Linked DNA regions of Mus musculus: region 1 is linked to region 2. A link is a loop called in an ENCODE intact Hi-C map of the cell type or tissue named here. Cell type or tissue: heart. All regions are shown on one strand. Each heading gives the region's core, and the rest is flanking DNA. Links, peaks and the distances in the headings are about the cores only. Region 1 has its middle 30 kb from the start of Gm22140. Region 2 has its middle 150 kb from the start of 7420700N18Rik.

Region 1 (12,866 bases), core at 2,948-10,947, 700 kb before region 2:
TGAGGCTCTCAAGCTGTTTGCATCCCTAGCAAATGAGCCTCAATCCATGTTACAATGCATACACAATTTTCTGGGCCCGTACCATGCGATAGGTTAACCAAATTGGATGTTTAAACGTGGAAGGAAGTCTTCGATTATCATTTTGGTCCTGGTGTCTGCGTGATATTCGGCTGATTATTTTTGCTTTCCAGAACTTTCCTTGCAGTTGTAAAACACAGAGAATGTTGCTTGGTTACTCCTGTATAAGTGGAGTGGGATAACATAGCTGAAGTCCCTGCGCCAAGTAGCTGGGTTCAGTAAATATTAATAAAATGGCCCTCTGCTCCTCCTCATAGGGAGTTTAAAAAACAGAAAGCTTCCCTTTTGGCATTCTCTTTCATGCTCTTTGAAGATGTGCATATAATTATCACGAGCTGGGAATGGAGTCACTGGAGATAACACATATCACACTGTTTCCTGGTAACCATGCATTTAACTAGCAGAAGCGGGGCAAAAAAAGCAGGCTAGTTTTCACCTGGGTAAAAATCTCACTGGGTTTAGGGGTTACACAGAAGGGCTGTTGAAGAGGAAAGAGTGTTGCTGCTTGTTTGCATTCAAATGGACTCTAAGGAGACTGGCATGCTAAAGTTAGCCAGAGTTCCCTCCTTGAGTTGGAGATCTTAGAGTGGGTTACCAGCCAGATGTCTCCTGCTCTTCCTATGGGGCGGTCCCTGAAACAAGGGTCCGAGGGCTTGCTACTGACCTGAGCTACAGCAAACTGACAACTGTTGCGGCGGCTAGTGCTGCTAACGAGTTATGACTGCTGATGAAGTCTAATCCTTGCCCTTCTCTTTCCATTTGAGTTTCAGTCGGTCTTTGGGCTCCATTGGCTCTGCATTTTAACATCAGCTACGAGGGGAGAATGGAGTTTTTCACAGCTTGGGTGAAGAGAGGAGAAAGATTACTTCTAATTTGGGGACCTTGTTAGGTCTTTGGGGGGTGTTTATCCAAGGCCAGATATTAATTAACTCATTAATTAACTAATTTAAAATGCTACTTGAAAGGATGGAATTGATCTGAGAACCAACTCAGTGGTTCATAGACTGGGGCCCTATCAGGCTCATTCCTACAGCATTCATACACACTTAGGATTTAAATTTAATTGAAATTCTAATCCCTACCAGGTTTTTAATAAGAGGCAATTATTAAGAGATTAAGAAACTAGATTCTCATTTCCCAGTTAAAGAGGTCAGGCAGTTGTCATAATACTTTAGGGAGTGTTAGCTAAGTGGCAGTACTACCCAGCGCCTGTGTCACGTTCCTCTCAATGTATCTTAACCTGCCCATGTGTATCCAACTTACCCCGTGGAACCCATTGATAAACCATGGCAAAAGGAAACCACTCCATGGAAAGAGTGGCTAGAGAAGACACTCTTTATCCAAGAGAGGAAAACCAACAGGCTCTGTTTGCCCAGTATGAAAATAACCAGTGTTTGATTCCAAGCAAAAAAGACCATTCGCAGCCAACTCAAAAAGGGAAGAGGGTGGTGTTTCTGAAAATCCGGGGCCTGGGGCATTTTCTGGAATGTGTACAGTCAGAACGTGCACATTCGTCAGCAAAAAGAATGCACTCAGCCACACCCCTCCCACCTGCTGACGACTCATTCTTGCTTTGTGGTCCACAGGCCTCTGCCTTGGTGAGCTGCAGTTTAACATCAACTCCTTTCAAATACTGGGCTAGTCGTGACCCAAACCAGCTCGCCCATTTCCTGCTGTGTGAAGACAGCCCCTGTCATCGCCCTCTCTGGGCTTTGACTCTCTTACAGGAGAAAACAAGGATGTTTGAACAAGTGCGTCTAAAGTCCACTCAGGTGACTGAGTACCCAGTGACTTCTTAGGTAGCCAAAGGCTCATACATGGCCCCTGAGACAGCCTGTGGTAGCATTCTTATTACCTCGCTCTGCTTGCCGTTCTCTCTGTGAGAATGAGGAGCCATTAGCACAAACTATGCCTGTCTTCTGGCAACTCACTGGAAATGTGCCTCGGCCTCAGAACTTTTCACAAAAGACGGTTATCAGGGCTGCTCAGCTGACCAAACCCCACCTACAGCGCAGAATGAGGCTGCTTCTGTAAACTGTTCTCAGAACAGCAGAGCAGTGCCTGCGTTTCCGACACACACACACCCACTGCTATTTCCTCAGGGTTTCTTTGTTTTCCCCACTTTTAAGTTAGGGTTAAAGTCCCCACCCACCCACCTACACCCCTCCATTGGGCATTTCTAAACAGGAAACCAGATGGCTACTACTTAGATTTCCTTAACTTCCACTTTAATAACTACCAATAAATTCTGCTCCTGTACTAACTTCCTTGTGGTGACAGTGACTTTTAAGATTCGTGAGACTTTTGACACCACCCCCCCTTAGTTGGCATCCCCACAAACTGCTTCTTGTTGCTAAACTCTGCTCCTTTGTATAGCTGAATTTCCCGATTGCTGCCTCCCGAACACGCTCCATCTTAGACACTATCTCATCCGCTTCCCCCTGCCAGATATTGATTATCTAGACATTCTCCAATCCCAGTCCCTTCAGCTTTACCGTTATGTCTTTGTAGCTCTCCTCTCCCTTAAACACAGTGGAAACAGGTTATTTTAACAGCTCTGCAACTTGAACTATGCCTTGCCCATTTCCAAAACCAGCAAAGGCAGCAAAGCTTGTGGCAGCTGTCTTCCACACAACAACCCTTTGTTCTCTTAATAAGTCTACAAGGACACTATCACTTGGCACTGTGACATCAGTAAGAGTCACTCAAAAGGATGTCCTTGGTCAGTATTGCAAGTGAAGTGCTCATAGCCAAACATGCTCTCCCCATGTACACACCCATTAAGAGGGGGACAGGAAGGAAAGAGAGTTGAACTTCCCTGGGTTATAATGTCCACTTGAAGGAGAATAATGAAAGACACAGGAAATCTGTGTCCTACAGTTTACCTTGTTCCAGAGTCCCATCGAATGTCCTCACCCGCTTCCTGGTCCTGGCATTCCCCTGTACTGGGACATATGATCTTTACAAGACAAAAGGCCTCTCCTACCATTGATGGCTTATTAGGCCATCCTCTACTACATATGCAGCTAGAGACATGAGCTCTGAGGTGGGGAGGGGGGGGTACTAGTTAGTTCCTATTGTTGTTCCTCCTACAGGGTTGCAGACCCCTTTAGCTCCTTGGGTACTTTCTCTAGCTCCTTCATTAGGGACCCTGTGTTCCATCCAATAGTTCACTGTGAGCATCCACTGTTGTTTCTTTATTAGTGGCCTGTGGTAGACTCCCTCACTTAAGCTCAGGGAACAAAGCTGAGATGTGCTTTGTTCTCTGTAGGCTTTTGGAGTTAGCTGCCTTCTTGGCTGCTAGTGTGCAAGTCTCACCATATCTGCTTCAGTTTGCTTTTATGCTTGTCTGTTTGTTTCCGATACTACAGACTAAAAATTCAGAGCCTTATCTTTGGAGGCACCTTGGCTTTTGAAAAGCTCTGTTCCCAACAACTTTAGCTTAGCCTTGTGGCAGGTTACCTCCAACCCATGCACGTAGATCGTGCGTGATGGGCTATTTCTGATTGCCAGGGAATCCATATATAGTTGCTAAGCTTGAAATCCACTATCCAGGCACTTTGGGGTGTGTTTGTTCCCATTGTCATGACACTAATTTTGCAGCTTGAAAAGTCCCCGTTTGAAGGACACTCTTGTGAAAATATGCAACGTTATACACGCATTTCTGACAAAAGGGAAAAAAATGTCAAGTCCACCCTAGCTCTGTCCAGACAAGCACGGAGAGAGGCGTGTTGACTTGCCAGGCAAATATTTTCCCCTAGTTTTGCTGAATGAATTTGATTCACTGCAGGGCATTTTCCCACACAGGCAGTAGAGGTGGGCTGCCTTAGGATCAGCCACTACCGGCTCTCCAGAGGGCACTGCAGTGAGTCATCATTTTCATGAATGAAAGGAATAGGCGGGGAGAGGGGGTGCAGGGTGGGTAAGGACAAGAAGCTTGTTGCTAATGCCTTCAAACAATGCAAACATTTTGTGAATGACTTTAGATAATATATGAAGAGCTGGCTTTGGGGGTTTGTTATTCTTGATGGAATGCACAGAAAAGAAAAGGGTGGTGGTGGGGGGGGGAATAACTTGTTTCAACAAAAGTTTAATCTGATGGCCTATTCACATGCCAGTTTGTGTAGGGCACAAAGCAGGCAGAACATTGAATCACGTTGCTCTACATCACTGCTTCTTAACCTTCCTAAGGCTACAACCCTTTAATACTGTTTAACAAGTTTAGCTGCTAGCTCCCCTTAAGTCCGTTAACTCATTCACCCTATCCACCCAAAGTTCCAACCATCGATTCAGAGTTCCAGTTTCTGTATCCTATGTCCACTGGTCTCTGTGCCTTTGTTGCTTGATGGTTCAATCCTCAGCTCACATTCTTGACCTGGAACATCTCATAATGTTCACATAATGAAGTGTGTGATGTAGTCATCAGGACTTAAGCCCAGGTACACTGGCCTATGCGTGGTCTTCCTCAAGCCCTCCCCTGGCCTCATGGACCACTTTAGATGGAACTCATTGCCTGAACCTTCTGCTAATGTAGTTCAGATTCTGAGGTCCCCAGGGGAGGAGGTTATGCCATCTATGCCATCTGTCAATCTTGTAGTTGTCCAACAAAAGCATTTCATGGTCCTATCATGTGTTAGGCTTTATTTTAGGAACAAGAGATAGGTAGGTCCCGTGGTGAATAAGCCAGATGACTTTCCTATTGAGGAATGGTAGAACATACAGCTAAGAAGGAAAACAAGAGAGCAAGTTTAACCAAGGAAAGGACAAGATATTTATATAACAGGACTTAGCTACCGATTGAGGGAAGACTTTAGTAGAGAGGCAGCCTGGAACAGAGACTTCAAAAGCAGCAAGGAGCCAGTAAAACAGCTCCTGGACATAGGCTGTGTGCATTGGGAAAATTCAAGCACACGGCTTTGAAGGAAGAACTCCTGAAAGTCTGTGGCCAGTAAAGCAGTTTCCTCGAGCAGAAGCCAAGGTTGGGGAAAGAGGATCTGGAGCACAGAGTGAAAGATGTGGTTTTCTCTGCAGCATGGGAAATACCAAGCCAGTGCTAAACAGAAAGCTGGGTGTGATGTTCTTGTTGTAGAAATCACAGGGTCTCTCTGTGATGGAAAGGTTTTTCTTTGAGTTCCCAGAATCTTGCCCAACATCTACCTCTGTTTTGACATCCAGACCCAGAATGCTGATCCATCTGCAATAGTCTCTTTCCAAGGTATATAGCCACCCCATAAGAAGAAAAGCCCAAAGTCCAATATGAAGTGTGCAGTTTTCCCTTTTGCTTTCGATTACTGAGTCTGTGCCCAGCAGCCAAAATGGAATTTCAAGTTTGCTTGGTTTTTCTACTACTGAGTTGGACATCCCAAAATGTATTAAGCATTTATCCTTCTGTAAGACCGTGAAGGGACAATGGTAATAGGTAGATTGCTGCTCCTAAGGTCTCAGTTGAACTTTCTTGGGCAGTGGTTCTCAACCTTCCCAATGTTGTGACCCTTTAACACAGTTCCTCATGTTGTGGTGACTTCTAACCATGAAATTACTTTCACTGCTACTTTATAACTGTAGTTTTGCTACTGTTATAAATTGTAATGTAAGTATTTTTGGAGCTAGAGAGTCCAGGTTGAGAATCGCTATTCTAGGGCATGATGAAAGTAGCAAAGGAGGTTTGTACTCATGCTGTGACTTTCTACCAAGAGAAAACTGTGTCCTATTCAGTTCCTGGAGGCTTACCTAGAGACTCCCGTGGTAATGCACATGAAAACAGAAGCCAAGACACAGGGCCTTGTATAAGAAGCCAGTGGCTAGATGAAGCATGTGTTGAAGAACTGTATTCAGGGGTCACAGCATTTGAAAAGTTGAGAACCACTGCCATAAACCTTGAGTCATAGACTAGGAAAATGCCTGTTTCCTAATCAACTTTCCATCCTATGATATAAATGCTTTGTAAAGGCCCAGGAATTTTGCTTACTGTTAAATCCCTGCCACCTCATGTGTTGGTGACCCACACCTGACAGTACCCATTCTTACACTGCAATGCTGTATATATCTGTTTGTTGATCTCTATGAAAGAGTCAGTCCTGACATAGATAACAGTATCTGGGAAATGCATGGACTTGATACACTCATCAAACCAAAGAAACCATGTACAAGTGAATCAAGACTGCATTTGCCATTGAGCCAAGGGGTTAAATGTGCCATTTCAATTCCAGCTTTACTGACATCCTTTATGTGGTCTGTGTTTCCCTGGAGGGTGCAGAATATAGAAAGCCACTGTGGACAAATCTGAAAGAAGACTGTAAGCCGACATAGAAGAGTCAGAGCAGAAATACACAGCAATCTTGACAATGAAGGTTGTGGAGGCACTGGGGCATCCGTCCATTTTCATCCTGGAACTTCTGTGAAGGACGCTCCATCTTGGGGTTAGAGAGCCCTAAGAAAAGCCTGGCCTGGGCTTTGGCAAATGCAGATTCCTTGAGAGACCTGGTAGCAGGGAGGCAAATTTTACCTCTTTTTTTCTGACTTGGAAAAGACAAGCAATTCCTTTCTCCTTTCTTTCCAGGTAGGGCATTGGCTTTTCAGAGCAATGTTATGCAAGGTCCCTAGCCAAAAGTGTGGCACCCAACATCACCCTCTCTTTACCTCACTTTGATCTGAGGCTTGAAACTCCACTCATCACAGGCTTACTGGGATTGCCAGCGCTCCTCTTTCAAACACATTAGGAATCTTAAATGATTTAGTGGAATCTTTCTGAGACAGTTGTATCTGAAACAGACTGTTCAGGCTTGCAAGGGCAAAAGATATTCTAAAAGAGAAACTTCTAGAATAATATTCCCAAACAGAGTATTGGGTCCCCTGAATGAATGGAAGTAGAAAGTCACAAATAGGGTAACCCCTGGTGTGAGTCAGGCGAATCGTGCCCTATTTGTACAAAGTGGTAAATTCTGTTTGCAATAAAAGTACTAGCCTATTTTTTTTTAATTCTAAACAAATATTTCCCTCCGCTAGTCAGCTGAATTAGTGGGAATGATGCGTTCTCTTTCTCTGTAGAAGTCTGTAAACATATTTCCTCAGTGGGAAAAACAGAGCTATCTGGAATGGAAGAAGGGACTGGCATTTGAAGCTTCACCGTAAGAAATGATTTTTTTCCCCAGCATTCAGATTTGAGTTTTAATATGTTATTGGCTCTGGGAATCAAGATGCCCCAGAGTAAGTATGTATGAACAGGCAGAGATGTGCATTTTAAGCGTGTTCTTTGGGGATCATAATCAGAACATAGGCATCATTTAAGGAAAGGCAAGGAAGACGACTTTCTTATGTTCTGCACAAGTTTTCTATTAAAGATACCAGATGCTCATCGTTGAGAAAGATACAGCCTCCTCTCCTTGATTAAAAATTAAAGCAGAGACCTCAAATGCTCTGATTTAATAACCTATCATTTTTAAATTTTTTCCCTGCAGTTGTTTTGATACAAGAGTTAGAAATCATGAGGACAGCCAGCTTAAAACTGCAGAGCACAACAAAAGGCAGGAATGAGAATAGATAAGGCCTCTCCCAACCTTAATTATCTCCTTCAGGAAGAGGTGCTGTGGAGATTGTTGCCTGCTACAGCTTAGCTGGGTAACTGTTAGCAGTTGTGAAGCCTGCTTTCCCTGAAGCAGTAGAGGGTGCTATGCGGACGTAAGTGAGGAGATGCTGCATTTCTTGTCAGGGACTTAGGCACCTCTCTCTCTCTCTCTCTCTCTCTCTCTCTCTCTCTCTCTCTCTCTGAGGCATCTGCTCTTCACAAAAAGAACTGAGAAGAGGAGAAGAAGAAACGAGTCCCAAGGTTATACTGAAGGACACAGCTGGATTATTCACTCCTTAGAGAGCACAGAAATAAACCCTTTTGCAATTCTGGTGAGGTTTGGCATTTCTAAGTACTTGGGAAGAGCTAAGGGTGTGGGCAGCTTTAAGAAATGATAAGTTTGAGAATTTCTCTGGAGCTTAAGACTGAGACTTTAATCTGTCTGAAAGCAAGATGTAAAAATTTGGAGTGCAGTAATGCTTGCAATTACAGGAGACTTTTTGACGAGCGATGAAGTAATTCCTATAATTTCATTAGTGGTTTTTTTTTTTTGTTCTCTCTCCCTCTCTTGCTCTTCAAGTTTTTTATATTTTATACATTTGATGACAATCCAAAATCTTACCAAGATGGATCTGAAATACATTCTGACAAAATTATCCTGAGTTCCTTTTAGAGGCATCTATTTCAGAGCCGGCCAGCCCTCTGCCACTAAGACTCCTATGAATTCTTTAGCAGAAGGAGACATTGACTCTTGGAGGTTAAGGAACCCATCCAAGTCAGCCAGTTGGTTCACGGCAAGTAGGAGATCCCAGTATCCTTGTTCCTGGTTCAAAGCTCTCCCTGCCCTAAATCTTAGCATTTCATATGGTATTCTTACTGCATTCTGTCCTTTGAGAATGTAGTATTCACTGATTTACTCGAAGAAGTCTTGCCCCGTTCTATGATGGGCTGAGAAGGAAGCTAAACATCACTCCACAGTTCCGTATACAGCTTTGTACCCATTCACACCAATGTCAAGTCAGCCACCTTCTGTTCAGCTGCCTTTTCCTGACTCTAAACCCCCGGCTTCGTGACTGATTTCACTATTTCGTGTCAACAGTAGAGTAAAGTTCATCTGACTCAGAGTAAGGGAAGTGGGCCAGGTGGCCAGGGTTGTGTAACACCTTCCTCACTTGAGACAGGGCAAGAGTGAAGAGCCGAGGCTGCCTGCCATCACTGATGCTGCACACAGAGGTGAAAAGTTCAAGGTCCCAGAAAACCCCTAGGCTGATACCCGCCGAAAAGCTACTTTGATTCTCTGAGAGTGAGCAGAGATGATGCTGGCAGGAGAACCATAAGGTGTTCTCTTGGTATGCCTTCCCTGATGTGACAAAGCAGAAGAAACGGGGGTGGGAGGGCAGGTGCTTCCAGAGACATGGCGGAGACAGGACCAGTCACACCCTGGTCATCTCATAAGAGTGAACTCCTCGCCTGCCAATCTCAGAAGATGAAAGCCGTGCAAAAGTTTGTAGTGTGTCTGTGGGGATGCACTTGGGAATTATTCCTGGACTGCACAAAGTATATGGAGTCTTAAATCCAACCACCTCTGTGAGAAGCAGAGGAGACTCAATAAACTTCATGAACAGGCAGGAAAGAGTGTCTTCTTTCCGTGTGTACGAAGTATCATAATCGGGGAGTGCTCCAGCAGGGAACAGCGACTGGAAAGAGGATGCTCCTGAACTATGGAGCAAGTTAACAGAGGGTGTGGACTTCTGTGCTATTTGATCATCCCAGATGACACCCATGAACCTCAAAGGAGGTGCTCTTTTGTTTTGTCGCATCTCAGCTTTCTGTTGTTGTGCTAAAGTAAAGGATATACGATTTATTTAGTACATAGCAAATCATGGAACCTATTATACTCAGGAAAGGACACAGGCAGGTTTAAAGAGGGCTATGTAAATTACACAACCGCCAAGGAGTAATGAAGGAAATTAGAAATGCTTTGACATCGTGCCTATTTTTTATGCCCTTGTTATTCTAGAGGTTTACCTATGTCTATTCATATAGATATTCAATTAATATTCATGTGAAGTAATATTTTCCCACAGACTACCCATGAATGGCCACTTCACTTACAGAGCATAATATCTGGCTATGCCCCTCCCAACCCCCCGGAGGGAAAGAATGGTATTTGTGAAAGAAGCCCGTTCTAATCCTGCCACTTGAGAGTTGTAAGACAGAAACCAAGCTTTTTCTCTCAATTGTAAAGCAAAAACTTTGGTGTGTGCCCGTATTGTGCTGTTAGGATTTTTTTTTCCATGACAAATGTCAGTGGACCTAGCAAGTGATTATGGCTTTGAAGGAATAGCATGGGCCTTTCTCTATTCTCTGCATGCTCAAAAATGAATGTCTGTAGTCATTACTATCATTATCAGTCCATGCTATCAACTTCTGAAACACTTTCCAAGCCAGTCTTGTTACTATCTGGTTGGGAAATCAGTTTGTCCCTGACTATGTGCATATGGCTACAAAATGCATGTCAAACTCATACATCTCTGGCATATGTGTGTGTGGTTTTTGCCTTGGAATTTCTTGAGTATCCTTGTTGATAGTATTACCAGCAATCTGTATCTCTGGCTTACAGGCAATTCACACTAGTGATACATCGCTGCATTACCCTGAGAGAATATGTTTACCGTAGCAAGTTTCATTGCTTTCCCCCTACCCCCACCCCTGCATTGCATTGTTTGCTTTTGCTTGTTTGAATTGGGAAGCAATTTCCTTCCTAAAAGATATGGAAATCCTCTGTGTGTGTGTGTGTGTGTGTGTGTGTGTGTGTGTGTGTGTGTGTGTGTTATTAGCAAAAGTCATCAATGTGTTAATTCTCAGAAAAAAAATGGTTCTTTCTAATAATATCCTATGTAACTGATATTCTATGTCATTTTAAGTAACCAAAGTTTGATGATACCCAAGAAAGACACAACCTCCATTAGAGTATTGCCAATTAAATGAAGCTGTGCTCCTTGCTTTTTCAAATTCAACCCGTGAGCCAATTTCAAAATGGCCTCATAAATCACCAAGGAAGCCTGACTGTTGCTCACCCTGCCTCCAAGTTTGACAATATGCCTTTATAACTTACATTGATAATGATCTCTCGAGGGAGTCAAAAGTGTTCTAAATTTTGGGGTTCTCTTATGCCTTTAGACACCTCACCAGAAGGGTAACTAATGCTGTTGGGTTCTACCAACATCATTTTCACCTTCTTTTTAACCTCGTGTGGCTCAGGCATTAGAACATGTTTAAAACTAATGAAAAAGCTTAGACAGTGGTGGTTTTCGCATCCTTGTTTTGTTTCATTTCTTCTTCTCTACCACATCCCCCGATAACGATTTCCACGGGCTGGAAACAGTGAGGACAGAAGTTCTCACTGGATATATTTTAAATGGGGTTGATAGCTCCGCAAGTGATCTCATAGCCCCCAAAGCACTTTACACACTGAGTAATCACTTCAGACACTAAATATAGAAAATATAATCTTTAAAACCATCACAAATAAATCCATATTTGAAACTTAGTCTACCACAAAGTGTCTCTGCTTTTGATGTAGCCTTTAAAAATCGTCATGGATGCCCTGATGGAGCTGGCTTCTTGTTACTGCTCTTCTTGTTGGTTTGATTGATTTTCTTCATGATGCTTTAAGGTATACCTCACCCTCTTAGTCATTTTGGTTATGTGGAAGCAGGATGCTGTCATGATGGGAACGGTGTACCCAATGATCTTCATCTAATTCCTTACTGGATTAGGGAGTAAATATCTCATTTCTGAGGTTTAAATAAAACCATGATAATTTTTTTATTTATGGAGGATTTTCTCTATATAACATGCACAGTATTGCTATAAAATAATAGGCTTTATAATACATATAACTAAACTATATGTCTTTAAACACACACATATATAACTATAACTATATATGTATATATAGTTTACACTGAGGATTGATGTTATTTCAGCATTAATAACTCCATTTATTCAATATTTAATTAGGCATGGACATGAGTAGTAGATTAATTGCAAGTATATTAGGATAGAGTAATTTCAAGACAAAGGTTTTGTTTTCTATAAAAACACAATGCAAATAACCACCATTTCAATCACTCATCCATCTGGTACATCAGTCTTGTGATCTATTTATTTAAGCTACATACCAGTAATAACTGGTGTCAGATCTGAAAGATGTGGCCCATGCCTTCTCTGGTGTGCTCTGGCATGCTCTGGTGTGGTTGTGTCAGCAGAGGCTCACATGCTGGTATTAAACACAACCCTGAGCAGTTAGGAAAAAAGAAGCATTTCTTCAAACAAACTTTCTTTGGCAAGTTCACCTTGGTTGTAGATGACCGAGAAAATAATGAACTAGAACCTTACTTAATCTTTTCCAAACGTGAGTTCTCTTAGATGACTGAGATATTTTGTCCCATAACAGTGATTTTTCATGTTGAAATTTTTTTCTTATTTATAAATAATAAAGTAGGTGTAAAAGTGCTTTACATGGATAAATCCTCTCCTTAGATAGTAAAAATACTTGTGATTTCACCATTTATGTAGCAAGCAGGTTTTGTTACCTGGGGGGCTAGCAACCTGAGGTGAGGACCTCTGCCTAAGTATATAACTTAGTATAGTCACTTTAGCTCAAAATCCATTCTGGAGAGTGGTGCCTTTATGAAGTGCATTTGGTTTCACTAAATGCTTTTTTTAAACCACATAAAATAGCATATGATGTCACCTCTGATTCCTGTGTAAAGAAGTTCCCTCCTTCTTGCCCAAATCCTTCTACTCCACACCCCACCCCACAAGTTTGACTAACTCATCCACGTTGAAGTTTTCTTTCCCTTCCCAAACCATGCTTTTGACATTTCTGTCCTCTCTTGCATGTATTTTGTTTTCCACTTTGATTTTCTGTCTTTCCAGGTTTCCTTTAGATACTGATGTGAATCTTGGGAGATTCCCTTTGCTTCTTTCGGAAAAACAAATAAATAAGAGAGACTAATATAGAATGCAACAACGGTGGGAAGTCACAGTCACAAACAGCAGCCATGGCACAGGACACCACAGAGACAAAGCTTGCTCACTCCTGCCTTCCCTGAGACGCCTCCCTGGGAGGGTATCCCTTTGAAACAGAAGCCACCAACCACCCCTCAGGGATGGAAAACAGTAAGCTGTGAATGATAAAGGATTAAGTCATAGG
Region 2 (12,866 bases), core at 2,718-10,717:
TGGCTGCTTGGTTTGTGATTATAGGAAATGCTAAGGATTCTGTGTAATTGGTGGTACCCTGTCCAGCTCTAAATTCACACAGAATTTGTTTCAGTCAAGAGCTGGGGAACAACAGAAATACTGGGAGAAGCAAACAGATCCCCAGCCAGAGAATCATCAATGGGAATTTTCCTTTTTGAACTACATTAGATTTTAAAATACATTCCTCTGAGTAAAAGGTCACTTAAAATCACAGTCCTGGAAGGGTATGCTAAATTTTTTAAGCACCGTTGTAATATGAAGCTGTCCTTTTGGGGTAACAAAGTTGAACTGTAAGCTCTTGGCCTCACATTTTTAAATTTAAAGACCAAGAGCATAGTTTTTAGTATCCCTCTGTAATTATTGGTTCTATTCAAAAACATATTTCTTGCCAGGCAGTGGTGGCGCACAGCTTTGATCCCAGCACTTTCGAAGCAGAGGCAGGCAGATTTCTGAGCTCAAGGTCAGCCTGGTCTACAGAGTGAGTTCCAGGACAGCCAGGACTACACAAAGAATCCCTGTCTCAAAGAAACAAACAAAACAAAACAACACATTTCTCACAAGATCTTTGTACATCATTAACTGGGAAAATACAGATGTGTGTGTGTGTGTGTGTGTGTGTGTGTGTGTGTGTGTGTGTGTGTGTGTGTGTGTGTGTGTAAGATTTTTAAGGTCTTAGCCCTCACTAATAGCTTATAGAACAGGTAGCTGAGACCTTGTGGATATTCCAACACTCATGAATCAAGCTAAAGAATGGACACATCAGTATTTGCTTGAATTTCTTTCATTTCTGGTTGGTACTTCCGAAGTACACTTCCATTTCATTCTGATGTTGTCAAAAACATATGAACCATTTTCAGCCAACACTTATTAAATATATAATGAATGATGTTTAATTCTTAAGTACATGATCAAGTGACTTACCTACCATAAAGTAACACATTAAACAGTCTAAATTCCCAGGAAACATTTTTTTAAAAAGTACATCTAGAAAGATAATCTTCACATAGCATATTTTTTTAAGTCTAATGTTCACCTTTACATCCTTTCTTCCACATTTTTCCCAGAACTGACAGAAGTCCATCACTGTGATTTCATCATACTCTGTGTCCAGCTTCCTCTCTCTCCAACCCTTCCCTCCCACTGGCTGCTGCAAGTCCTCACTGTACCACATGGATCTCAAGAGCCAACACACAGCTCGAGAGTCTAATCGAGTCTGTGCTACAATTTGAGTTTCCTCAGTTAGGATAGGAATGCCCAGAGGCCATGTGTCCCCTCAAGCTGGCCTCTCTTCCATGGAAGAACCAAAGAAGTGTCTGCTCTCGTTTCCCAGGGGTGTCCTATCAGGCACTGCTTAACTACTATATATCCGGAGATTTGTACTTTGCTGTTATACCATTCTCACCCAAAGGAGGACGGGAACTTTGACCACTCTTCCTGAGAATAATTAATGAGTGACCTACCAAGTTTGGAATGTACAATGCTGTGAATTGCAAAGAATGTGCCTCCCCTTGCCAGGGAGCAGCGGAAAGTAGGCAACTCACTCTTAAGAAAATATCTCTGATTGGCTATCTCTCTAATAATCACGAGTTCTGTTTTGGGTGTTAAGAACTGGTTTAAAATTCAATCCAAAGCAGAAATTCTATTTCAGTAGACAAACAAAGATACAGTCTGAGGCTGGGGTTGGGGGCAACCCTATCAGGTATTTACAAAACGTCTACATATCTTCCCTTACAGGCATGGTCTTTGGCAATAATTCTCCTTCTCTTGGTGATGTCCATGAGATTACATGACCCTGAATGAATCAATGGCCTGAAAGAATAACTCAGTAAGTTATTTTGAGATTAAATAAATCCAAGATGTCAGACATACAGCAGTGTGTCTAGCATAACAAAAATACCCACTAGTTTCTCTCCACTTGTGGCACTGTAGACATATTTAGTATGCCACTTAGAATTTCATATAAGCTTTGGGGGGAATGCGTTTAAATATTTGTGTTTTGGGGAGTGCTGTGAAAGAGCTTCCATGTAACCCCGATGCACAATAAACAAGAGCATGTGAAGATCATGTGATGATCAGGCCTAAGCTGTCTCATAGGTCACGTGGCTAATTATGAATTCTCCACAAGCCAGCTCACTGTTCTACTTTTCCTGGTCACAGAAGCTAGGTGTTAAAGCAAGTATGGGGCTCACACCTGAATAGCCATTGGGACTGGGGGAAAATTATTATTTCTATTATTCTTCTGCTGCTGGTACACATAAGAATCCAACCACACTGGGATAAGTCCTGGAAGGGATAAAAACACTCCATGAAACCATTCTACCAGCTTCTTTGACTTTTCTGTGTGCGTCCTCAGTAGGGTTGTGCCTTATTCTTGTGTGTTAGTGTGTTCACACATACATCTGCATGTGCAAGTGAAAGAAAAACCTCAGGCATTATTCCTCAAGCACCAGGCACATTGCTTTTAAAATGGCCTCTCTCACTGGCCTAGGATTCACATGGTAGACTCGAGTGGCTGGCCAACCAGTCCCAGGGACCACCGGTTTTCACCTTGCTAATGCTGGAATCCCAAGTCACCTTACTTGGCTATTTTACATGGGTACCAAGGTCTTTTTTTTTTTTTTTTTCTTGCTGAACCAATATATTACCAACTGGGCCATCTTCCCAGCTTCTGTGCTCTATCTGGATTAGGACTTTTCACATGGTTTTCTCTTTATGGCTAAACATTCTGACAAAATGATAGCATAGTGAAGGGACTATGTTAAGGTTGATGTGGATCTCTTTCTTTTTTTGGTGAGAGTCCAATGTACAGAGTCCTTTAGAAGAACTGCCCTCCCCATCCCACCCCCAAAAGAAGGAAAAGGAAAAAAACTATTCCTCACTCTTTTTTTTTTTTTTTTTTTTTTTTTTTTACAGTGGTGCACTAGGTAAGAATCAAACTTCATGTCTGGACTTTCCTTCTGAAATGGGAACACTGTGGTACAAAGTTCCAGAAGATTCTGCCAGAGCTCACAGAAGCTGCCTCCTACAGGAACAGGCAAAAACATTAAAAACCTTTGTTGTAGCCTCTCTCTGGCTTGGGTGTGGCCTTGTGACATGGCTCTACCTAATCCTTTCTAGGAGCCCAGGAGGAGAGGAATGCCCAGGAAAGACATCTCTTCACCTCAGAAAAGAAAGGTCAACTACAAGAAGTATGTGTCTTTCTTTTATTCAAAGACATTTATATGAATGCATAATCTAGTCATTTCAGAGCCAAAAATTAGCAAGCCTGAAAGCTGAAACCAATATCTTGAAGATGTCCCCACAGAGTGATAAGGGGAAACCCGGAGTCTTTTATGACTCCTTCGATGCTGATCTTCTGTTGAGTAAGCCCTGTACTTCCTTTCTCTTTGAGCTCCTTCAACTGAGATCTCCCTGCAGTATGAAGCATTTCATGATGTAACATTTCCAGCCAGATGCTAAAAACAAGCTTCAGTCAAAACTGATAATAACAGGGGAGGGGAGAGAAGAATGATTGAAATACATACCTCTACCACTTGGTACTCTTTACTAAAATCCCCACCATAGGGGCTACATCATTCTGTCTACAAATAAATATCAACTTCCTAACATTTCTAGGGTTGTCATATATTGGGATATATTCATATAAACATTTTATTCACAATTTATCAAAAAAATCCAAATTTAACTTGGACATCCAAGGTTACTCTTTGCTAAGCCTTGCCATTTGAGCACCTGCCCTATGCTAAGCTCTCAGGATTCAACCTTTCTTTCAAGGACCAAATCTCCTTCAAAGCCCCCCATGATCCCACTATACAGACTTGGTGGAAATCCTCTGCCTCTGAGATTTTGATGAGATTCTGTCTCCTATGACTTAGGAAATTGGCGCCTGAGTAGGTTAGGGCTTTCCCAAAGGCAAAGCTGGGGCTCTTTCCCACAATCAGGCTTGTCTGAGTTCATTTTGTCTCCTGATCCTGGATCCTCTTTAAAGATGAAATGGGATTTCAAATTTTATTGTTGGGTTTGGTAAGAAAAGGGGGGGAGGAGCTTATAATATAAATAGTCAAATTTCTAATTTTGTAAGGAAGAAAAGTCACAGTTTGGTCAGCTAATTTTAGGTTGGAAGAACATTTTTGAATAAGAGAAGGAATTATCTCCCAAATCTTCTCCAAATTTATACAAAAAAAATATAGAACTATTCTTATATAAAGGCTATATAGTCTATACATGTGAGATACCATATGTAGCTTATCACATATAGCTGGTTTGGAGTAGAGTTCAAAGTTATATCATGGCTTGTTATGACTGAATCTTTTGAGGAAAGCCCCTCTCCTCTTGTTTTTATGACATCGCCTGTGTTAACATTCTGGCGCTGGCTAACAAATTCTCCACCTGTGATAAAAGCTTCACTTGACATTTTATGGTGACATGCCACTGAAGGACTTAAAGCGGACACCATAGAGTTTCCAACTAGCTTTCTCTAGAGGCTGCTACACATTTCCAAGTTAAAGAGTAGCTGTGGCGAAGACACAGATTTTTATCTGTAAAGTTTTCCTTTTTACCTAAAACTCCCATCTTACAGTGTTGGTCCAAAGGTATTTCTAACATTGAAGAAGACAGAGACTAAGTTAATCTCCATAGATAGTTTTCATGCAGAAAGGACTCCCTTCAGTCTTTCCTCGTGTTTATATTCAGCCAATTACCACAAACGAAATAAATTTTACTTTAAGAAAAATAATCCATCTATTTCTAGAGCATTGGATGATTTTTTTAAACAGTGCATGAGATTCCATTTTCAATATCAATTGGATAAATTTAACTGATCTTTGGAATTTCTTTGAACAGAAAATGACGCAAAAGCCCAGCTCTTAGATCTAAGCATCCTCATGTGTGAAAATCCAGGTAAAGTGTGCCAGGTCCCACCAAAGCCCACCAAGCTTAGAGTCGACCTGGCTGTGTTGTCAGCGAATGATCCTTTTGTGAGAAGACACACAATGGTGTCAAATCACAGAATCACAAGAACAGCCCCTCAGTCTGCCCTCAGCTCAGTCAGGAAAAGTGTGGAAAACTAAATTTTAAAATAATAACAATAAACAGGATTTTAGACCCAGAGTGTTCACTTTTCCAACTCTTCAAATTTCTGAAGTCATTCTTTGTTCTCTCCAAGCTACCTGCAAACCTGTTCTCAAAGACAAGATTTGTCACTTGTTAGAAAAGATGTTATTTGATAGCACATACTTTGCTGGGCTGGGTTATTTTAAAAAAATATATAATAATTCCATTGTATGCTATCCTTATCAGCACAGGAGAGACTCTTTTCTTACAGCAAGTACTTCTGTGTTTGAAATGTTAGAACTGCTAAGTACACCCTTAATGCTTCAAGCTACCAGATGCTAGAGCCTGCCTTACCTGCCCAGGCATGTTGTCTGAATTGAGGTCACAGTTTGGCAAATAACATTCCACACATTTTTTCTCTCCTACTGAATTAAAAGGGGCAGCTTGAGTTTCTCTGAATGCCATTGGTTAAGAAGTCTGACTCAGACACCTAGAGAGCTCTCCAGAGCCAGAATGGAGTGACTCGCTACTCACATGACTGGTGGGAGGTAGAAAGCCATCTCTCCTACCATTCTGTACCCTGGCCACGTTAGCCAGCATGAGTCAACTCTTGAAACCTGAAGGTGAATGTTCTACTTGACCTTTGATTTGGGGAGAGTGGCATGACTTCAAATGCTGTCTGTTTATTAATTAACAGAGAGGACTGAATTCCACAATCTGGGAAGTAACATTTGAAACTTTTTTTTTTAATTCACTTTACATCCTGATCACTGCCCACCTCTGGTCAGCCCCTTCCACAATCCTTCCACCATCCCCTTCCCCTCTAAGTGAATACTGCACCCACCCCCCACCCCCGTAACCCCCTACCCCGGGCACTTTGAGTCTCTGCAGGGCTAGACACAATCTCTCTCACTGTACCTAGACAAGACAGCCTAGCTAGTAGAACATATCCCACCCGCCGACAGGCAACAGCTTTTGGGAGAGCCCCTGCTCCAGTTGCTACACATGTGCAAGAAGGCCTAGGTCCAGCCTATGTATCCTCTCTGGTTAGTAGTTCAGTCCCTGGGAACCCTAAAGGTCTAGGTTAGTTGACTGTTAGTCTTCCTGTGAGTACCCCTTGGGGCCCACAGTCCTTTCTACTTGAAACCAAAACTTTAACAGAGTAAAACTTTCCTAATTCTCTTATATAGCCTGACTTGTTTGAGTTTTTCTTTACTTTGGATGAGATTAAGATATGTTATGGCTTGAGGTTTTGGTTTTTTTTCTTCTTCTTTCCCAAGACTTACTGGCCATTTGAAAGTAATTTTTTTTTCTTTATCAGACACATATTTAGAAAAATCATTAAATAATTACTAATGGAAAGTCTATTTCACACTTGTGAAGCGATTCCTTTGAAAGCTATTGTGCTGTAAATCATTTCAAATCTGTGATAACCAGAATCTAAAAAGAATGACTATGTGAGGTGCTCACCTAGGTACCGTCTTTCTCAAGAAAATAAATAAAGGATAATATCATTCTTTCATATACAGATGTTTGACTTACATGGAAGATTCTCCTATTAAGACTATTATGAGCTCAACGATGCAGGTAACACTTCAACCATGCATTCTTAGGAAAGCAACACAATTCATGGTGGAATATTGATAGCTTACCCTCAGGATGGCATGGCTGACTGTAGCTCACTGCTGTTGCCCAAGACAAGGGTATCAAAGAATATATTACAAGCCCAGGAAAAGGTCAAAATTCAAAGTATAATTTCCCTGAACGACTAATCCCTTTAGCATGACCATAAAGCACAAAACTTTAAGTTGAACCATATGTTGAACCATTAATACCATAGGAATGAGCAAAACTGAAGGAAATAGGAAGAGAAATGTTAGGATAAATTATGTTATTGGAAGGAAAATAGAACTGGTTGAAAACTGTTGAAGGTGGGTAAACACGGCCCTCATGAAAGCATCAGCATGTCTGGGGTCCAAGATGAGTTAGTTTATGTCATAAGAATCAAAAGCAAATGAGTTTATTCTTACTTCCTAAATTGTATGCAAGTATTTTTGCCTCCAACAGTCGCCCCCAAAAGACAACCGAATAAGAAAACTGTCATTTAAACCCAAAATGATTTTGTCATTGCCATCCTATCCAACCTCCTTTCAAAGCCACGCTTAATCCTGCTTGTTGACACGTGCATTTAAGTTCTCCTGGAGTCACTCATGAAGACGTTGTGTAATTCAGTTTGGTAAAAAGGATTTTTAGTTATTTATGTAAAACATGATTGACATTTTATTGTAAGACCTTGTTCTTTTGCTAGAGTTCGACACTTACCATGCTTACAGGAGGGATTGCTTTCAAGGCTGTCCTTAAATAGGGTTTTTTGTTGCTTCCTTTTAGCATAATTGTTGCACTTGTTGCTACATTTAACATGTACCCGAACAAATGGGATTAGCAACTTTCTTGATGGTGTTCTTTTTAGTGATGGCCATTCACTAACATCTTTCTTTAGTTAACTAGTATTTAACTGGTGACTAAATATTCAGTTAAAATAATTCTGATAGGCTCATAATGCCATCTAGTGGACAATCTTTAAAATACCACCCCCTGCCCCCCACCCCCAGCCATTTTAATTTTCTAATCATCAATATGCTCTTTAATCTGGACAATGGCTTCATTTAGAAGGATGGGTTAGGATCCCTAAACTCTCTGACAAGTCTATGTAGCATTTCTAACATTGATACCATCCTAAGGGAAAGAAACACACAGCATCAAGTACTTCTGGTTCCTCATCTGTTCAATGGTGTCACCAATGCTGTTAGGAAGTTACAAAGTAGGAATCCAATGTGCAATGTTCGTGTTCGTTGGTTCTCTGATCACCATGGTTTTATATAGAAGTCTTTTATAGCTACTTTGTGATGGTAGAGAAGTGCCATCATGCTCTCTATGGGAGAATTAAGGTTAATGAGAACACAATGGCACTGTCAGCCAAGAACCTGCAGAATGCCCAAACTCAGCCATGGTTTCTCAAAGGTAAAAGTCCTGGCCTTGGCTGTCCACAGACTGGTAGTGATACCTCGTGAGGTAGGAGAGCTTCTCTCAAAGGCACAGATGACTGAACATACGCTCACATGTTAATGTGACTCACAACTTCAGTATGTGTATCTCAACAGATGCTAGGAAACACGTCCTAAAATTCAACACTTGTTTTTTGAGTAGGCAGCAAAATGATGACGTCATAAGCATGTAGACAAGAACACTGCCGTAATTATAAAGCCCCGTGATGTCATCAAATTACTTCCAGTAAGATGGAGCGCATTTCTGCCATTATCACCATTAATTCAGCCCACGTACCTGCATTCTGATATGATATAGATTTACTGTGCTGGACAGATGGTAAAATGGTTAAGAATGCTTGCTGTACTGCATAAGACATGGAATTGGATCACAACATCCAAGTCAAGTGATTGTCCAGCACCAGGGCATCCCAGGCCTTTCCTGACCTCCACAAGCACTTAGATCTGTACCCATTCACACACACACACACACACACACACACACACAAGAATATAAGAAAATAGATCGTTAAAGAACACATAGACTTAATAGACATAATGATTATTGGACAAAAGTAACCTGAAAAACCTGTAAACATTAAGAGCTTATACAGTAGATAGAAATATATATAAATATATATGTATGTGTGTATATATATAAATAATGCTCTATGAAGTAGGAAAAAGAAAAAAGAAAAAGTAATTAGAAATAGCTGAAAATATTTACAAATAAGGCAAATCAGAAATACACAGGTTTTATGAGTAAGAGTTGAATTTTATTGAATGGCTCTTATGATCTATTAAGATGACTATCATATATATATATCATATATATATGCCTGTTACCTAAGCACATGCAATTTTAAAGTTAAATGTTATGAAAACTGAAAATGAGTCAGAAATATTTCCAACAATATATTTGAAATGCTCTCTTAAATAAACCTTCATTTACATGCCAAACTTGGTTCAATTTCTTTGTTGCTTCTTAATTGATATTCTCATTATTCAGGACATGTGTCTCACCTAGAGTAATACATAAATTATGGTTATTACCTTATTAACTTTTAAATTATTTTCTGCACTTTTGTGAGACCGAGAGACATGAGAATATGAACTCTGTTTTTCTAAGCAAGGACATGTTTTAGAAAGCAATATGCTTAATAAATACTAATTAGCAATGGGACAATTGAGGCAGATCCTCCAGTAATCATCGCCTCACTGAAACCCAGATCTAAGCAGCTAATTGGCCACCAAATGACCAAGTAGAGAACACATTGCCTGGGTTCAATGAGTACAGCAAAGAAGGAAACTGCATCAAAGAAGGGGTTGCCCATGTTATCCTTTTTCCAGCTATAAGCAATATGATGTGATAGAAGATGTCTCCTGCTTTAGGGATGAAAAAGGAATTAAATCTAGACCTTACACTTGAATTCCAGGATCTGGCCTGCTACAGTGAGTGCCAAGCAGAGACCCATGTCCCCTGCCTCTTGTACAGTGACTATGGACAACGTCTCTGGAACCTGATTAGGCAGATATCCTGGGGACTGCTTCCGGGACCCTTTCTCTCAGGCAGCAGAGGAAGCAAAATTCCTTCTACTGGGGAACAGAGGAGGATAACTGACACATGGGCTTTGCCTTGAAGGTCAGAGCCAACCCTGATGACTTGTGATCTGGTACTAGCTATGAACTAGAGGCCTGACAGACAAAACTTCCAGATCTTTCCAATATTATATATAAAGACTTACGGTATCAGTGGAGTTAACTCATGGCCTATATCACTGTCAATATTAGAGTTGGCTGGAGGGATCAGTGGATTGCATAGATCCTTCATCTGTAAGAGTCAGGTGAAACCCAGAATAACCAAGGAAGTGTCTCTATACCCCGCGTCAGGAAATATAACCATTCATCCTCAAGCTGACCCTCACATATGGAGACTCTGGCTCTGAGCAGGCAGCAGTATTCTAGGAGGAGAGACCCAGGCTTTGAATCACATCACTGCCAACTGAAACTGAAGTGCCAGTCTCAGGACTTAATACACCATCTGTAGTACTGAAGTGGCAAAAGTGACTTGTTCATAACTTCTGGAACTCAAGCAAAAAACAATGAAGCTAGATGATGCATAGTACAATATGTAATCCTGGAATGTTCAGATGGCATCATGAAATAGGCATCAAGAGCTTTCATATAATGTAATAATCAAAATAAGGTAATACTAGAAGTTGATCATATAGCAATGAGCATGGGTGAGTTTTCAGTGATGTGTTGGGTTAAGCTCTTTACAAGAACACTCAGTTCTTCTTGACTTTCATGTGTTTCACAAATTGCATCTTATATCTTGAGTATTCTAAGTTTCTGGGCTAATATCCACTTATCAGTGAATACATATCATGTGAGTTCTTTTGTGATTGGGTTACCTCACTCAGGATGATGCCCTCCAGGTCCATCCATTTGGCTAGGAATTTCATAAATTCATTCTTTTTAATAGCTGAGTAGTGCTCCATTGTGTAAATGTACCACATTTTCTATATCCATTCCTCTGTTGAGGGGCATCTTTCCAGCTTCTGGCTATTATAAATAAGGCTGCTATGAACATAGTGGAGCATGTGTCCTTCTTACCAGTTGGAACATCTTCTGGATATATGCCCAGGAGAGGTATTGCTGGATCCTCCAGTAGTGCTATGTCCAATTTTCTGAGGAACTGCCAGACTGATTTCCAGAGTGGTTGTACAAGCTTGCAATCCCACCAACAATGGAGGAGTGTTCCTCTTTCTCCACATCCACGCCAGCATCTGCTGTCACCTGAATTTTTGATCTTAGCCATTCTGACTGGTGTGAGGTGGAATCTCAGGGTTGTTGTGATTTGCATTTCTCTGATGATTAAGGATGCTGAACTCAGAAGAATGAAGACCAAAGAGTGGATACTTTGCTCCTTCTTAGAATTGGGAACAAAACACACATGGAAGGAGTTACAAAAACAAAGTTTGGAGCAGAGATGAAAGGATGGACCATCTAGAGACTGCCATACCCGGGGATCCATCCCATACCAAACGCTGGCACCATTGCATACCCTAGCAAGATTTTGCTGAAAGGACCCGGATATAGCTGTCACTTGTGAGACTATGCCGGGGCCTAGCAAACACAGAAGTGGATGCTCACAGTCAGCTATTGGATGGATCACAGGGCCCCCAATGGAGGAGCTAGAGAAAGTAACCAAGGAGCTAAAGGGATCTGCAACCCTATAGGTGGAACAACATTATGAACTATCCAGTACCCCCCACCCCCCCAGAGCTCATGTCTCTAGCTGCATATATATCAGAAGATAGCCTAGTCGGCCATCAGTGGAAAGAGAGGCCCATTGGTCATGCAAACTTTATATGCCTCGATACAGGGGAACACCAGGGCCAAGAAGTGGGAGTCGGTGGGGGAGGGTATGGGGGACTTTTGGGATAGCATTGGAAATATAAATGAAATAAATACCTAATTTTTAAAAAAAGAACACTCAGGAAGCTTTGAGAAAAACACAGAATGACTCAGGAGTCTCACAAAAACTTAGGAGCTGAAACGGAGAAACAAAAATCTATGAGCTAGAAAATATACTAAGTGAAATTTTGAATGTAATAGAGAGTATCAATAGCAAAATAAAGAAATAGAATTAATAAGCTCCACAAGAAACTTTTAAAATTTTTCTTGATACAAAGAGCTATCAGTCTATTTCATATATTTCAAAGAAGATGCTACCTTAGAGCCACAAAAGGATCAAAAGTCACTACCCAGAGTCAACCAACAGACCCCATAATATATAATCAAGTCCCAAATGTAGGAAGTAAAGGATAGGCTCTAAGAGAAAGGGCTTCCAGGGAAATGCCTAGCTCAGTGTGTAATGGTGGCTTTCCCCCAAGTATGATGGCATAAGGTCAATCTCAGGTCCCACGGGGTAAAAGGAAAGATCTGACTTTTCAAAATTATTCTCTGACTTCTGCATTCATACACACAGATAACTAAATACATTAGAAAGGAAAAAGGAACAGGAAAGAATGAACAAGCAACAGCTACTGCGCGAAAAGGACTTTCCTTACCATAGAGTAATTTGCAGTAATGTTACATGTTAGGAGAAAGTAGCATGGAATTTTTATAGTATGAAAGAAATGGGAAAAGGGCCAACCAACAATGCTATAGCTAATATTGGAGAGACAAAGACATTCCCAGGCAAACATGAGAGACTATTTTTCTACTAGACTCAAATCACTAGAAATTCTAAAGGTAATTCTTCAAACAGAAAGAGCTGCATATGCATCAAAAGATGGCCTAGTCGGCCATCACTGGAAAGAGAGGCCCATTGGACACGCAAACTTTATATGCCCCAGTACAGGGGAACGCCAGGGCCATAAAAGGGGAGTGGGTGGGTAGGGGAGAGGGGGTGGGTGGCTATGGGGGACTTTTGGTATAGCATTGCAAATGTAAATGAGTGAAATACCTAATAAAAAATGGGAAAAAAAAAACCTGAAAGACAAGAAAAAAAAAAAAAAAAAAAGAAAGAGATGCATAGGGAAAACAGAAGCAACCCCATTTTAAAAATAACAGAATAATTCAAAATGACCTATCATAAATGCATAAACCACTCATATCTTTATTATGAAGACCAAAATTAAAATAACAATAGTATATGCATTAATAAATAATCTCATATAACATGTAAGATGGCTTGTCAGACATTTTATATGTGGGGTAGAGGATAAGGTTGGTCTCAGA

The links. Peaks named below come from ENCODE experiments on the same cell type or tissue, not always from the same donor. Only the 100,000 strongest peaks of a DNase experiment are listed, where the experiment ranks them.
Region 1: a loop joins it to region 2, with 11 times the contacts of the local background. A loop is called at or near these places in 8 of 42 quality-filtered maps.

What each region holds. Positions count from the first base shown.
Region 1 is chr8:32,210,180-32,223,045 of GRCm38, reverse strand. It overlaps a transcript of Nrg1 not described here. Among named protein-coding and RNA genes, the nearest start is that of Gm22140, 30 kb to the right of the region's middle. In heart, for the core only: a CTCF peak has its summit at 7,720 (motif pointing right); no DNase peak of the experiment used is centred there; H3K27ac peaks cover 232 bases.
Region 2 is chr8:31,513,861-31,526,726 of GRCm38, reverse strand. No RefSeq gene overlaps it. Among named protein-coding and RNA genes, the nearest start is that of 7420700N18Rik, 150 kb to the right of the region's middle. In heart, for the core only: a CTCF peak has its summit at 7,622 (motif pointing left); no DNase peak of the experiment used is centred there.